3 separate regions of the Homo sapiens genome follow, and all the other regions are linked to region 1. Evidence: chromatin contacts called from ENCODE Hi-C or POLR2A ChIA-PET data. All regions are on one chromosome and are shown on one strand. The core of a region is the stretch at or near the end of the contact, and the rest is flanking DNA. Distances in the headings are between cores, read along the strand shown.

The links. Hi-C counts contacts between places; a loop is a spot of excess contacts on that map. ChIA-PET counts read pairs that join two places held with the same protein, here RNA polymerase II (POLR2A).
Region 2: a map of gastrocnemius medialis shows a loop between it and region 1 (4-fold over the local background). The contact joins two enhancer-like sites. A Hi-C loop is called at or near these places in 1 of 168 maps with a recorded cell type or tissue (gastrocnemius medialis). POLR2A ChIA-PET finds 5 or more read pairs at or near these places in 1 of 52 experiments (H1).
Region 3: a loop to region 1 is called in a map of sciatic nerve, with 5 times the contacts of the local background. The contact joins two enhancer-like sites. A Hi-C loop is called at or near these places in 1 of 168 maps with a recorded cell type or tissue (sciatic nerve). POLR2A ChIA-PET finds 5 or more read pairs at or near these places in 3 of 52 experiments (GM12878, Panc1 and WTC11).

The regions. Positions count from the first base shown.
Region 1 is chr18:45,323,182-45,325,857 of GRCh38, reverse strand. It overlaps a transcript of SLC14A2 not described here. Among named protein-coding and RNA genes, the nearest start is that of SLC14A2-AS1, 180 kb to the left of the region's middle. Within about 2 kb of position 1,322, at least 7 of the 41 ENCODE cell types and tissues checked have a DNase peak (open chromatin) inside an H3K27ac peak, as active enhancers do; they include gastrocnemius medialis, where a contact is called at or near this core.
Region 2 is chr18:44,818,760-44,821,435 of GRCh38, reverse strand. The region is part of intron 2 of SETBP1 (SET binding protein 1); the gene reads right to left. Among named protein-coding and RNA genes, the nearest start is that of SETBP1, 140 kb to the right of the region's middle. Within about 2 kb of position 1,320, at least 8 of the 41 ENCODE cell types and tissues checked have a DNase peak (open chromatin) inside an H3K27ac peak, as active enhancers do; they include gastrocnemius medialis, where a contact is called at or near this core.
Region 3 is chr18:44,923,659-44,926,334 of GRCh38, reverse strand. The region is part of intron 3 of SETBP1 (SET binding protein 1); the gene reads right to left. Among named protein-coding and RNA genes, the nearest start is that of MIR4319, 45 kb to the left of the region's middle. Within about 2 kb of position 1,382, at least 2 of the 41 ENCODE cell types and tissues checked have a DNase peak (open chromatin) inside an H3K27ac peak, as active enhancers do.

The sequences.
Region 1 (2,676 bases), core at 73-2,572:
AGAATTGAGGAGTTTGTTGGGGAGGGGAACACAGGCACACAGGTTTGGAAACAGTTCCCTGGATAAATTAACATGCATCCCTGGTTAGCATCCATTGATCAAGATTACAGCTTAGGTCACCTTTACTTCTAGTATTCCTATGATTCTATAAAAACAGACTGAATACTCACCAAGACCATTAAACACGGCTGTTACGAGGATCAAATAAGAAAATAATGCATATGGATGTCCTAGAAGGTAGTGCTACACAAATGTAAGCAATTACTAGGACTCCCATAATTCTGTGCATTATCCAAGTGGTTCATCAAATATTAACCAAACCCTCTTAGATTAGAAATTCTGCAATGTAATTCTGGAGAACAGGATCGACACTTGGCACTTTTGTTTGAGTTTCTCCTAGGGAGAGGATTCACCAGTGTAATAATACCCTTGCTTGTTTTCTGGTCATGTGAATGTATGTAAGTCACAAGAAGACAGTCTTATGAATATATCCATTTCCCAGCAAAGGGGCAGCTGTGAAAAAACCTGTCACCTATCTAAAATCTGCCCATTTTCCCCAGCTCAGAAGCTGTGTATCCTGAAAGTTTCTGGTCATCCGAGTGTGGGTCACTGACGTTGACACCACCCATTCCTCAGAAGCTGAGACTCACCCGTTGACTTCTAGAGGGAAGTCTTTGCCTGGAAACCTTCATTTCCATTGAGCTAATGAGAGCACTGTCACCTAAATTTTCATTGTTTTAAGAGCAAGTGGAGGCTGACAGTTTCCTTTCAAGCTTGAATGATGAAGAGAAAACATCCCACGGCCTCATCTGGCTGGCTTGCTGCGAGGTAATGAGCCCTGCACAGCACCCATCTTTGCTAGACTGGGATGACCTTATGTCTGGTAATGCATCAGGGAGGAGTGAAAAACGCACCGCAGGTCCCGCCAACAATTCCCCCAGGATGTGCTGAATGTGCCAAACAGTTTAGTAAATAGATCTCGAGTTACGGCGTTGAAACATATTCCAACATATTGCAACAGAGAATGTCTCAATCTAAAGGTCATACTTTACTTTGCAAAGACCCAGTGTGAAGGGGTTGTGTGTGTGTGTGCGGGGGTGGGGGGCGGTGGCTGAAAGGGGAATGTTATGGAGGTGAGGGTCAGGAGATAAAACATTCATAGCATTTAAAAACAAATTTCACAACCTCCCCTGGCTAATTGCATTCTAGTCTCAGTCCAGACAGGGCATTACATGTGCTGCCAGTCTTTGTTCCAAGACTTGCTGGAATTCCTTGGGATAGGGTAACAGCCCCAGGGGGTGGGGTGAGGGGGAGGAAGGGGAGCTGAGCCTATCCTGCAGAAGCTAGGAGGGTGTGAGGTGATGGGGTGAGGCCAGGATGGAGTTCAGAGGCTTCAACTTTCCTGACTTCTTGTTTTCTTTGCTTTTAGAGTCCTTGGGGGAGGAATAAAAAAGGACTTAGAGATGTGAATCTTGCTTAAAATAATCGTTGGCGATTGCTTGAGTGCAGAAAAAGAGTAAAAAGATTGAAGAAACTTGGATCAAAGCTGGTTTCACAAGTACAAGGAAACAGTGGCTGCCACCATGGCGTGGTTTAAAAAAATGCCTGGAGAAGGGACATTCTGGATCCACTGCTATGGGTTCACTACTGAGGATCCTTAACAGAGTGTTCTACTTTGACTCAGTAGATACTTACTGAACAGCTATTATGTTTCTAGTAATATATGGGGCATGGAAAGTTCAATACCTATCTTTGAGAAGCTTACTCCAATTTAATAGATGGGCATATACCCCACAAGCCACTAAAGAAAGGGTTTTTGTGCTTTCAAATTATAACGTCTCTTTCACATTTTCTCTTTTGCCTTCCTTCCCTATGGCCATTAAACTTGAACCCTCCAGTGCATGCGTGTTACATGCAGTACTAAGAGTAGTTCAACAGTCATCTCTGAGAAGGGTGATGAAAACCCAAAGAAAAACCTGCAACTTCTCAATGTCTGTTAGTGCAAATGCCCCAGAAAACAGGATGCATTTTTGGTCTTGGGAGGTGGAAGGCAGGGCTGAGACTACATACTGGTGTTTGGAATCTACCTTGGCAAACAAGTCCACTGAGATAGGAACCTTAATTCAATCGGGTGGCACACAGGAAGTGCTAGGATGCTGTGGGACATCCCTGGTCTCCCCAGAACACATTGACTCAATGTCATTAGGCTGAATCCTATTAAACTGCTAATGTTTAACTGATTTTGAACTACAAAAACGGCAATTTTAGAGGCTTCAACCTAATATAAAGCAGAATTTGAAAGAGCCATAATGAAAGCAAACACAATCAAAAGAAGGAGAGAAAAAAAATATGGTCAGATTTAGGAATTTATACTTCTTAAACCTCCATTTCTCTTTCGTCTTCCCTTTGTCCTTCCCAGACTTGTTAAATCTTTATGGGCAAATACTTTCAGGGAGGATATAGCTGGCTGAGAGAAAGACTCTAAAGAATGATGTTTAACACAATGGTGGCTCCTTGGGAGAGGCCTGACACAAGGAACAGAGATAAATAGTTGGGAAAAAGAGGAGACATTGCAAAAGACATATTTTGCTTTTTCATAGTTCTGTAAATAATCAGTTTACTGAGGTTATTGTTCCAACAGTCTCAATGTGTTTGCATTAGTTAGAATGCATCAAT
Region 2 (2,676 bases), core at 71-2,570, 500 kb after region 1:
TTTGAGGCAGAGGTAGGGCCCCGCAAGGATGTATAGGGACACAGAAAGACAAAGAATGTCTGAGGAAATCCAGGAGACTGATGTGACCATAATGACAGATGCAAAAGGAAAGAGACGCACCAGCAAGAGCCTCAATTCCACCTTCCAGAGTTTGGATTTAATTCTGTAGAGGACAGGGAGCCAGTAGGGCCTGTTAAGCAATGCCTTTGCTGGAAGGTGGGCAGAGAAGGAGTTAACGTCCTGATTTCACGTATGAAAACAACAGTGGCACAAAGAGATTATGCCTGAGGCCACTCAGCAAGAGAGGTCTGGAACACAGGTCTTCCTACCCCCAACCTAGACTGCTTTCCACTAACCCATGCTGTTTCCAGAGTCAATACATCTTTGTGGGAAGCAATATATTTCTTTGGATATCCTGTGGGGAGCAAGATCCTTACCTGCCAATAAGGAACTGTAATCCTCTTACTTCAATGAAAGGAAATGTTACTTTGATGGCTCCCAAGCTACCAAGTATACATTTCTATCAAGTCACTTACCACAATGTCATTGTGACTCTTTATCCATCTTCCTTTTCCCACTAAATTGTGAGCTCCTTGAACTCAGAGACTACATCTTCAATCAGTCCATAAGACAAGTGTTAACTGAGCAATTTCCATGTGCCAGGCACTGTGCTAGACATGGAATATTTCCACCGTAAGTGATCAAGACATGATCTCTGCCCATTGTGGAACTGGAATCATTCCAACCCTGCATTCCCAGGAAGTGAGCACAGGATTGACATTTCAGAAAATTGTGTGGATGACGAAGTGAGGGAGCTAGTAGAGTTGCACTATTTTCCTCCAGTATGGAGGGTCTCTGAAGCTGTGCCCTGTGCCTGCACAGTTTGTAAAGGAGAAAAGAACCCCAGGTCTCAATCTTGGTCCCCATCCCCCACCCACCACCATTCAGAAATATAAGGCTTAGGACAGAGACATACACCAGGCTGGACCTCACAGTTCCCGCCCACATAGAGGACCAGCAGGTGCTAGATCTCTCAGCATTTGATGGCCAGGAAAGTACCCAGTCAAAAGCTACAAGAGTTAGGAAACAGATGATGTCTTCACTCCATTCTGGTGTCCTCCCCCAGAACATTTACACCTGCCAACCAACTGGTGTGATTGAAAAAATGAATGCCCTAAAACAGGGAGTTGACTAGGCTGTAGGTTCAGCACTGTGATTCCAAACCCAAATCCCAGCCATGTGACTGCCTGCCCGCCACGTGGCGCTCAGCTGGGTGGCTCCAAGCCCAGCCTGGGCTGCCCTGGTGAGGAATGTCCCCCTACTGAGCTGGCCAGAAAGGGCTGCCAGCAAGCGCTGCCACTCCTCATAACCAGCCAGTCTCCCAAAGCTGCCAGGACAGGCAAGCCTAGTACAACTTCCAGTTGTCTGTTCCTTCCACCATCAGCAATGATGACGTGTACAGCAAGGCAACTTTTTTTTTTGTAAAGAATGATCCTTCTTCGCCCTAACCTGGTTGTTGAGTCCTTACTTTTTGCTGCTGGTTTGGAGATCATTACAATTTGCCTTGTCTTCAAGAGGTGTCCATGTAGGTTACACGCAGTCCCAGTTCATATTGAAACAATCATTCTCAATGGAAATTGTTAGGGTCCAATTGTTGCCTGATTTTAACCTGAGGACAGGATTATCATGTAAGCCAAAGCAGACCAAGATAGTCAAGCCATGTGTGATCTCAGTGGGGGCACACAATTACACTTCCTTGTGGGGCTGTGAAAAGATGCTAAATATGCAGTCACAGGGCCTGGATGGGAGTTTCCTTCCTCTGCCCTGCATGGGACCATGAGCAGGCTGCTGACCTCTGAGGATCTAGTGTCCTCTGCTGTAATACAGGGGTACCCTCTGCCACCACTTCGGATCTTACGAAGATTAAGTGAGAGAAAAAGCTTCCATTTCCATGTGCACCTCCACCTACTTTCAAAAATGTTTTTGTGACAGTCTGCAAATGAAGGAAACATACACAGTAAGCCTTACCAGAGAAAGAAAACATCCAGTGATATACAGAGGGAGGATGAAAAGGATAGAATTATACCCACACTCTCTCAGCTGACAGAGTGACAGATAAACATTCAGAAGTTCTGATGAGAGAGAAAATGAATTTTGCGTGTATCTGGTGTCTGGTACTACTGCTCAAAAGGAAACCAGGTGATGGATTGCCCATCTCCAACCAAAGGTAGCATTTTGATTCTTATATATCTTTTGAAAAACAGCGTGACACATGTATCAAGAGGAAAAAGGGAAGTCTACTCCCACTCTCAAGTATCTGTCTGAATGAAACAATCTCAGAGAATAAAAAGCTACATAAAAAGCTGTGCAACTACTTCCAAAAGTAGTCCAATAATAGTAAACCATTAAAGTAAATGTGTGTGTATACACACACACACACAGACACACACACACACACACACACATTCAGTGAAATATTGTCCGGTAATTAGAATCACCAAGAAAACATGGGGAAATATTTGTAACCATGGTAAGCGAAAGCAAACTCAAAAGGATATGTAAGATGATGAGTGTATGGTAGCATGTTTTCACAGAGGGAGATGGTGGAAGGGCACTGGTTAACCGCTAAATATAATCGTGTTATGATGGTGAGGAGTGTGTGTGTGTGTGTGTGTG
Region 3 (2,676 bases), core at 133-2,632, 400 kb after region 1:
TCCCAGCCTTTGATAATTATGCACCAGGCATAAGGCTTTTAAGACAAAGGCATGTTGCAGCTGCAGGTCAACAGAAACCACCTTCCATAATATCGACACTTCGGCCAGGAACAGTGGCTCACACCTGTAATCTCAGCACTTTTGGAAGCCAAGGTGGGGCGATCACTTGAACCCAGAGTTCAAGGCTGCAGTGAGCTATGACAATGCCACTGCATTCTGGCCTGGGTGACAGAGTGAGACCCCCCTCTCAAACACAAATAAAAATAAATAAAATGTAATATCTACATTCAGAATCATGCCTCAGCCTTGCCTTACCCTCACTGTAATGTCCCCAACAACTTCCCCCTTCCCAGCTGAGGGTCTTAATTTTATTTGCTCTTTATTTAATGTATCTGCTTTTTACTTTTCACTCACCTCTTAATTAGTGGCATGACCTTGGGCAAGTAACCTAACCTCTCTGGGTATCACTCCTTCTTTCTATAATAAAGAATTGATCACCCGGCTTCTCCAGGTTGCCCTGAAGTCCTAATGGATGTGAAAACATTTTGGAAACCAAAAAAAACTATATAAATGGAGGTTATTGCTGTTGTTTGTTATTGCTTGGTTGAGAGAACTCTTCTAATGATTTGGGAAAGGCAAGAATGCTGAATGTACTCCCTGTAAAATCAGCATGAGATGCTGGGATAAATTAGGATAATGTTTAGTATAATCTTTAAAATCATATTATTTCTACAGACTTTCTAAGGACTCCTGAAAACTCACTACCTTCCTTTCCTGTCTCAGCTGAAAAGGAGGGTTTGGGAGAAAGGAAGGAGAACAGAAAACAAAAACAACAGCCCTCCCCATTCTGGCAGTAAACTTCTAGCTCCAAAAGCAGGTTTTATTTAGTGTGCTATAAAAATAGTCATTTCTCCCATCATAAAAGTAGCCTGACTATCCAGCCTGGTTTTTCTGCAGTGAGTCTGTGAGTTGAGTGGGTCCCAGCTCTGGTGCAGGCTACAGCCTGTCCTCTCTTCTTGGATCCAATCTCCTTCCCTTGCAGCCCTGTATTTATACGGGGAAATGAAAGGAGGTTCTTAAGTATTTTATTATGTGTGAATTTTCAGGGTGAAAAAAAAACATACATTTTTGGAGATGGAACTAAGATTTAGTTGTCTCTTAGCTTTATGGTTACTGCCTCATGGGTATGTACCCAACAGCTTGAGCGCTGTGGTTTAAAAAAAAAAAAAAATCCAGGCAGAACTGTAGCAACTTTCCCAGCCATTAAACGAGCCCTGGAAAATTTAGCTCATTCTCGTGAAAAAAAAAAAAAAAAAAAAAAAAAAAACTCACACAGGATCAAGAAGGAAAAAGAGCATGGTTGGAACATGGAGAGAGGCTGCCTAAGCTGGACACGCCTATCCTGAACTGCCGTCCTGCTCTGCTCTCCCTGATCTTGAAAAGTGACTATGCTCTTCTGAACCATCTGGGAACACATTTGATGCCACATAGGAGGTGATTTGCTAATGGGGTATCTAGCTTAATCAGTTATCCCCAAGGTTGAGGGTGGGGGATGAGCAATGTACTTTGGTTTGGGAGTCTATTTGTTACTAAATAATCAGGTGAGTTGGCATGGAAACAACCCTAGGGTCTATGGTGTATTTCTAGATTTCTTCTGAATAAACCCATCCTCTGCCATATTAGCAAATTTGACTCCTAGAATGCAAAGGCAACTCAAAGCACAGGGGGCATGGTAGGAAAAGCATATTAACAAACCTGGTTTCTAGTGCATTCACTGTTCCTCTGAACCTCAGTTTCCCCATTAATATAATAAATAATAAAGTGGCTAATATGATAAAGGGTATACACAGTTCTACTCAGCTGTACCATTATAAATACTAAAATGCAACTATTCTTAATTTTGGATTAAAGATGGAGTAAAAACTTCACTCTTCAAAGCTCTAAATACAGTACAGGTCATTTTCCCTCTCTAGCCATTTCTTCTAGAGCTCCCCTGCACTGACTCTACACCAAGCCCTAGGCTGTGGATGACATCTGACTCACTGATCCCAGAGCCTGTTTATCAGAGGGAAGGACAGAGTGACAGGAGCCTGGGGAACTAGAATCACAAAAGTGCCTAACCCCCAACCTGGCATCATTTATTAACTAGATGGCAGTTGCCCTCTTAGTGCAAGCTGAACGGAAGCCACAGTCTCAAGGGTCCCACATCTACAACTGGGCCATCTTGATGTTTTCCTGTTTGTGTCTGTCTACAGCCAAATAAAAAGATGACTGTAGGGATTTTTCTGAAAAGCAGAAAATTTGGCAAGAGAAGGAAAAAAAAACGGACTGGAGTGTGGGTCTCCCTGGCAGCCATGGGACTTCTGCAAATGCACCTCAACACCTCATTCTCTTTACCCTTAAGCAACCACCATGCTGGCTCATTTTCTCATGGGCATCTGCTATCTTGTGTCTTCTAGACTGCACACACTCCTCCAGGTAGCATTAGGGCACTGTCAGGAGGAATATTATGAAAGTTGTGGGTTTCAATGTACTGCATAGCTCATTTTCCATAACAACCAATTCTCAAAGCTTTGACCAGTCATAAGGGGAGGTTAAGTAATCAATCATGTCCATAGATGGAAGAGAAGCAAAGTGTATCAAGATAACTGTTTAATGTTCAATGCTGAAGCTTCC